Regions from separate parts of the Homo sapiens genome. Here region 2 is linked to region 1. A link is a contact called in ENCODE Hi-C or POLR2A ChIA-PET data. All regions are on one chromosome and are shown on one strand. Each heading gives the region's core, a stretch centred on a gene start or an enhancer-like site at or near the end of the contact. The rest is flanking DNA. Distances are from core to core; before and after follow the strand shown. Region 1 has its middle 87 kb from the start of SEMA6A-AS1. Region 2 overlaps SEMA6A (semaphorin 6A).

Evidence for each region. Hi-C counts contacts between places; a loop is a spot of excess contacts on that map. ChIA-PET counts read pairs that join two places held with the same protein, here RNA polymerase II (POLR2A). Pooled maps may share reads with other maps.
Region 2: a map with no recorded cell type shows a loop between it and region 1 (2.3-fold over the local background). The contact joins two enhancer-like sites. A Hi-C loop is called at or near these places in 1 of 168 maps with a recorded cell type or tissue (breast epithelium), 1 of 37 single-sample maps with no recorded cell type and 2 of 50 pooled maps. POLR2A ChIA-PET finds 5 or more read pairs at or near these places in 1 of 52 experiments (HEK293).

Annotation. Positions count from the first base shown.
Region 1 is chr5:116,358,765-116,362,375 of GRCh38, reverse strand. No RefSeq gene overlaps it. Among named protein-coding and RNA genes, the nearest start is that of SEMA6A-AS1, 87 kb to the left of the region's middle. RefSeq lists enhancers at 872-1,668, 2,763-2,912. Within about 2 kb of position 1,680, at least 8 of the 41 ENCODE cell types and tissues checked have a DNase peak (open chromatin) inside an H3K27ac peak, as active enhancers do.
Region 2 is chr5:116,534,812-116,538,422 of GRCh38, reverse strand. All of the region lies in intron 1 of SEMA6A (semaphorin 6A), which reads left to right. Among named protein-coding and RNA genes, the nearest start is that of SEMA6A-AS2, 38 kb to the left of the region's middle. Within about 2 kb of position 1,689, at least 2 of the 41 ENCODE cell types and tissues checked have a DNase peak (open chromatin) inside an H3K27ac peak, as active enhancers do.

The sequences.
Region 1 (3,611 bases), core at 431-2,930:
ATGTGCCAGGTAGTTTGGGTGACTTGTCATTTCCACACGAGAGCGCCACCGTTATCCTCATTTTCATAAGAGGAAAATAAGTTCAGAGCAGAGAACTAACTTGTTGAGCCAGAGTCACACCCAGACTGCCCAAGGGGGTGAAGCCTACCAGGCAGGGCTCCTTTCAAGGCCCAACCTGACTAGATTTGCATGCAAAATACATAAGGAATCGTGTACCAAGACACTGCCAAGGAGTCAGATCATGACATGGCCAGCCACAGGGCACCTGCAGCCTCTCCCTCTGTCCTTCCTCCAGAACACCTCTTTGCTTCTTTTGGGTGTGAGGTGTCTTGGGCAGACCAGTAAAGTGTGATTCTTTCAAATCCATCCTGTAAACGCACCTTTCTCCTTCTTAAAGTCTCCCTGTCTTCCCAGGAGCCTCCCTATGCACCTTCAGGAACAACACCCAAGCAGGGTGCCTGTCTGCAAGGGGTGGATCCAGTCCGCGAGGCGGCGTAGCGGGCCTGGGTCTGGCCCCGGGCCAGCGAGAGCTGCGGCCGCCTGCTTTCTGTGGGAGCAGCGACAGCGCCGTAATGACAGCGCGGGCAGGGCGCGGGAAGAGTGCGGGGCGGACCCGAATTAGAAGCGCGGGCTCTCATCAGGAGATGCAGGGACCGTGGCCAAGTCCCGGGAGCGTGTCGGGCCCACTTGAAAGCACCAGGCGGCTGGGGAAGAGCAATCAGATGGAGGAGCCCTAAATCTGGAGCTGTTTAGGGTAGACAGCAGCCGCCGCAAGGGCACGCAGGCAGGCAAGGAGCCGCCGGGGCTGGCTGCAGTCGCGCGAGGGCCGCTTGGAAGGTGACGATGGATTTCAAGAGCGCCACCCGGAGGAGCCCCAGGACCTGCGGAGGGAGGGAGGCCGGCCTAGGCAGGCCTGGGCGCCGACCTCGTTTCCCGCGTGCCCTTCCCCACCTCCTTGGGTTGCCCCTGCTGCCCTTACTTTTGTGAGAGCCTCAGCGCCTGCCGCGGCCTTCTCTCCTTGAGTCGCTCTTGTTCTCTAAGGCTTGCTGGCCCCCAGGGCCATTGTTCTTCCAGACGGCGGCTGGAATAGGCTGCAGCTTCGGCATCCCTGGGGTGGTAAGAGTCAGGGCTGCTGTTGAGTGGGTGCCTCCTCTGTCCAGGCCCAGCGCTGGGAGCACCCAAGCTTTACAAAGGCAGCAGAGCAGGCTTCCCTGCGCCGGCTCTGGGCCAGACTCCCTGCCTGGACTCTGGCCACTTCTGCCACTTACTGGTTGTGAGACCATGGACAGGTCACTTAACATCTTTGTGCCTCAGTTTCCTCCTCCATAAAACAGGGATGCTGACAGTGATGACACTACTTTCCTTTCAGGGTTGAGTAGAGAGTCCTTAGAGAGGTGCAGAGCTGACTTGCGTTTTGAATCATGTCATTTACTCCTTGGAACAATGTGTGAATTGTCACATTTTATAAGGGGAAACTGAGGCTCCAAAGTGAATAGGCACTTGCCAGATGACACATCTAGCAGGAGCTGAGATCTGAAACCTACACTTTGTGACTCTAGGATCCATGCTCTTTTTGGTCTTTCAAAATCAGAAGCAGAGAAAGAGACAGAACGACAGGTAGACAGGCAGAGAGAGCCCATGCAGTGCCTGGGCTGGCCCTGGACCCTTGCCAGAAGCAGGGATTCCAAGTGGTGCTGCTTCACTTTTACTTCTACTCAGTATCCTGGGAACCAGACCAAGATCTGGAGCCAAAATTCCCACTGCAGAACGAGAGGCTCCAAATTAGATGCGTACAAAAATAGACATAGACAGGTGATCTTTCCCAGCTCTTTCTTTCTCCCCTTCCACAAACAGGGCTTAGTGATACCCTAGCCACCTACCGAGAAGCCATGGGCCCTGTGGGAGAAAGATGGGGCACTGCGGGGTTTATACTAAAACAGTAGTTGCAATCTAGTTTCAGAATCTCATCAAAGTCCTTCTCTTGCCCTTTTTAAGGCTCTGTTTCTAAACAGAAACCAAGTGGAGGAAAAGAGATTGTAGAGTTTCAGGACTTTGCAAAGGCTCCAAGCATTAGAGCATTCTCTAAGCTCTTCTCCCAGTTCTTGCCTTTCTTCTCAGTTTTCTTCTTGCAGCCCTGTGCCAAGCATTCAATTAACCACCCTGCTCCTGCCCCCATCTCAGCCAAATGGGTACCAGATGTACCATGTAGACGTCGGACAAAGTGGGATAGAAAAACTTTACTCAGACAAATTGGCAGAGAAAACACAATTAGTCAAAGCAAACAGAGCTGAAGCAGCAGGCAAGCCAAGTGTCCAGGAGCTCACCTGCAACACATTTCCAGGAGCCCCTCAAAAACCATTCATTTCAAATGGGGGCCATATGCAAGCCCCTACCCAGCAATGACAGGCTCTGAGCATAGCAAATCAAGAGTCACCATGCAAGGGGGTGGGGAAGTGAAAAGAGATGAATTTGCTTGTGTTCCACCCTGGGGTCTCCAGGAAGGATGTAGGGCCTGTGGCTGCTGTGAAAACACAAGAGCTTAGTGCAAAGAAGCAACCAGAAAATTGGCCCAGCTCCTTCCTGATCTTGCAATCTAGACCTCCAGCTGGGGCCCAGAATTGCAATCACTGGAAGAGGAAGGAACAAAGGCCCAGTTTGAAATAACTCTTTCTTTGGGGGTTCTGCTCGGATCCCTCAGCTGAAAATAACAGCCATCACCTTGGGGGGCTCCCTAATGGCCTGCCTACTTGGAGCATCAGGCAGACCAGGAGAAGCTTCTGCCAACAGCAAACACCCAGAGCCCTGGGTGGTTTGGTCCTGCCACTACCTGCGAGCAGCAGCTGAGATGCAATACTCATTCACCCTCCACCAACATTACAGACACTAAAGTGAGAATTGCAAGAATTGCCTCTTATCTCACAGAACAGCACAGTGCCAAGAAGCAGTGCTGCAAGCTTGGCCTTATATCAGACAGATATAACCTCAAATTCCAGTTCCACCTCTTATGAGCTGTGCAATCTTGAGCAAGTTACTGAACCTCTCTGGGCTTATTTCCTCATTTGTAAACTGGAGATAATACACATAATACACTTAAAGTTGCAAGGAAGATTAAGAGAAATATGCACATGTATGGTGTTGAACACATCTGGCACACAGTCAGCACTCAATAAGTGGCAGCAGCTGTTGTGCTGGGCTCACTGAAAGGACATAAACACCTATAGAAATAGGGAGGTAGGAGAGAGAGGAGTGAATATGAGGAATAAATCTGTAGCTGAAAGGTGTGAGAAGATAAAAGAGCTACAGTTGGAAAAAAACATAGCAAAGTGTCAATAGAACTACGTCATCCACACCCACTTACAAAAAGAGGAACTGAGCTCTCTAGCTTATTAGCAGGGGAAATGTTCTATTTAAAAAACCAAACTAGCCCAAAGTACACATCAACTGTACTGCATCCACATAGTGGAAATGATCACCCAGCTCTGCACTTTTCCTATTGCATAGCCTTGCATGATACCTGAGCTTGGCTCCCCTTGCATTTCACCAACAAGGCCCATCTTTTATTTTTCCTACCTATAGAAATGATTCCAGATGAAAAGTGGTGGGTGGATTAC
Region 2 (3,611 bases), core at 440-2,939, 180 kb before region 1:
GTCCTGGCAGTCCAAGTTGAGGACACCCACTGCTCATAAAAAAAATATGAAATTAAATATTCAGCAATAAATTGTTTTGAGGAAGACAAAATGCTTTTAAAGGATCAACAAATACCTATCATTGCAAAAAAAACTCAAACCAATGAGCCCATACAGATGGATCAGAGGCATAATATTCATGTGTAAAGTATTTGGTCCAAGTTTTTTTTGTGTGTTTTGTTTTGTTTTGTTTTGTTTTGCTTTGTTTTTGAGATGGAGTCTTGCTCTGTAGCCAGGCTGGAGTGCAGTGGCGTGATCTCAGCTTACTGCAACCTCCGCCTCCCGGGTTCAAGCGATTCCCCTGCCTCAGCCTCCCAAGTAGCTGAGATTACAGGCATGCGCCACCACACCCAGCTAATTTTTTGTATTTTAGTAGAGACGAGGTTTCACCATGTTGGCCAAGATGGTCTTGATCTCCTGACCTCATGATCCGCCCGCCTCGGCCTCCCAAAGTGCTGGGATTATAGGCATGAGACACCGCACCTGGCCTGTTCCAAGTTTTTAGGAGCAGATGAAGCTGTTAAACTTTTTGTTTGTGCCACCTGTCTATATTAATTCTCTGTATTTTCCCCATATGCTTACTTGCATACTTATATGGTTATTCTCTGTGTATTTCCTGTTTCTTTTCTCTCTTTTTTTCTAAATGTATTGAAATTTCTGAGAAGATGAAAATACCACCTTTATGGCTACTCCTAATGGCAATAAGCGTAGTCACCAACATTTATTTAATGTTGGCTCTTTGTTCAATTAATCTTTGTGGCAACTGTAAAGGCACAAGTTACTTTATCTCCATTTGGGGGTTAAATCTGTTGAAACTCTGAAGAAGAAAGGAATTTGTCTCTAGGTCATGCAACTGGAAACCCTGGACTTGAACCCCTAGCACTGATATATCCTAGGGGTTCTAGTTCAGATTAGACTGATGCTAGAACCCCTGACCTGGTCTCCACAGACCCCTCAACACTGCTTCACGTGCAGAGCAGGAAGCACCAGGACATCCTTCCTAAGTGGTGTTAAGAACTTGATCTGATGAAGTATCCATGTGTCTTTGAGTAAGTCATTTAACTTCTCTGGAAGAACAGCTTCTTTACAAAGTAAGGTCACATGCCTCTTAGTTCACACATCCTTCCCAGTTCTAACTTTTCTGTGATTGTATTTTCTTTTACTGCCCTATTCTCAAGAAATGTATTTATTATGAACACATGCTGCAGTTTCCCTGTTGGTGGGTCTCTATGTGTGCATGCATGTGTGCATGTGTGTGTAACTGTTGCGAACACTTACCTTCTAACTGCTGTTGGAGCTGCTTCCAGCTAAGTAGGTGTTCCAAATACCAGGCTGCTCTTATTATGGACTTGGTTTAAAGGAACGCCTATTCTTTTTTTCACACATGCTAATACAATGTCCATCTTTCCTCTCCTAATAGCCCATGAGTCTTGAACTTGGAGTCAGCAAAGTGCTGCCTTTGTACAGCACAAAAGAACACCAGTTTTGCTTTTTTTTTTTTTTTTTTTTTTTTTTTTAAGAAATCACACGGGGACTGAATAAAAAGCTTTTCGACCATTCAGAGGCTGCTTGCATTGTGCAGCTGTTCCTTGACTGCTGAGAACATCTCCCGCGGACAATGCAGTACCTGAAGAGAACACGGCACATGGAGCTATTCAAGAGTTGCAGGACCTGGGACTGGTGCCAGTGTCCTCTGTGGAAGATCGGGGGCCTTTCTTCTTGGTCAGACCCTGATAAGCATATTGCAGTTTGTGGCAGTTGTTGTTTTTTGTTGTTTGCCTGCCAGCATTAGTTTCACAATTTTATTGCAATGATGCATTCCCAACATGCTGGCACTTAGGGGATTTTGTTCTTTCCTCTTTTGGTCCCACCTCCGTGAAATGTACAGTGAGACTTTGATTGGTCATAGTCCACTTACAGTTCGCAATGCGTTACTGTGTGGACTGAGTTCCCATGACTCGGGCTCCCCAGGACAATGTCTCTTTCTTCACCAAGCTGATGGTAAATATCTGGTTAGCTTCATCTATTTAAAACCAGCCAAGCAGGAATCCTAGTGCTGGAGAGAGGATTCTTTTTTTTTTTGTTTGTAAGTAAACAATGGACTCAGTTCTTCCTAACTAAAATTAAATTCCAATCACTCTTAAAATAATACCAGAAGGCTAATCCAATTCCAACAGGGGGTGGGAATGGGGTTGAGGGTGGCGGTGGGCGGTTAATAATGGCAAATTTACTGATGCTGGCTGCTGCTTCACCTCTGTGCCCAACATCTGTTTTCATGACTGATGATTCTAAGAACTTTCCTATGCAAAGGAAATTATTATGTTACTTGTAGTTAGAAAGAACTGGCTGAACTAAAAGCCATGTGGGCATCTTTATCTGAAACCATTTCCTTTTGAGTCAGTAGAATTGAGTTGACTGAGTTATTTGGGGGTTGGTATTTAATTTTTTAAGCATTTTAAAAATGCCTAAAAACTAAAAGGCTACGCAAAATGACCAGCATATCTTCTTGCTTTAGAATGGCATAAAAGACTTCTGCTTTAAGCAGTCTCAGTATATGAAAATCTGAATTGTTGAAAAATCAAGAGAGTAGGTGTAATCTGTTTTACAAAATCATTTATAGGAGCAGTCTCTGGAGCAGAAGCTCCACACCTGCAGTTATAACATGACCTATATAATAGCTGGACATTTGTTGAAAGTGCTGCCTCTTTCAACATCCCCCTCAGCTCAGTCTTAGCCTGTTTTTCAAGGTGTGTCAGGACCGCATGGAATTAGTAGGACATCTATTATAAATGGTGATTCTTTGTGGGTCCCCTTGAACCTTAGCTGATAGGATAGGACAGTTAGCATAACTGTGGTATTACCTTGATCACAGTTTCTAATCATTCAAACTCCAAAGATCACATACTTATTAGGAACTCCTGCTGCTTACTCATACATGCTTACTGCAACCTCCTCATGCCACCATGCATTTTGCTCATCACTGCAGTTTCTATTTATCTCCACCCAAATCCTTTCTGTCCTCTTCCCCTAACCAGCTGCAAACACAATTTTGTGTTGTGCAGGACTTGCAGTTCTGCATCCCACTTTCTACCCAGCTTCTCTGTTTCTCCCGCAGGTCAGTGACCTTATTAGTTGGTCTAACTTTGGCCTCCCCATCTGGGTAAAACTCTCCCCACCATCACTCCACTTCCTTCTCCTTCCAGGCTTTTGTGCTGTGTGCTCCTCTCACTGAGCTAGCAGCAGTCCATTGCCAGGCTGCCCTCCTTCCTTCCTTCAGGCCATCCTAGTCACTGCTCCCAACACAATGTTTGTGTATTTCCTGCAAAAGGATATGTATTTGTATTATGCTAAATGCTTTTCTTCCCCAGGCTGAGAGGCCTGATTTATGTATATGCAAGGATGAGTTAGCATCTTTTCTGACATTTCAAATGCTACAAAACCTAAAATTTGAATTTCTTCAGGTACTCTTTTTTGAGTTACTTGTCTGGTCAGATTTCTGTAGTCCTTCTAGACAGTCCTTCTGCAGAAAAGTATAAAGTCTTCATCTGTTCATTCATTCATTCAGTAATAAC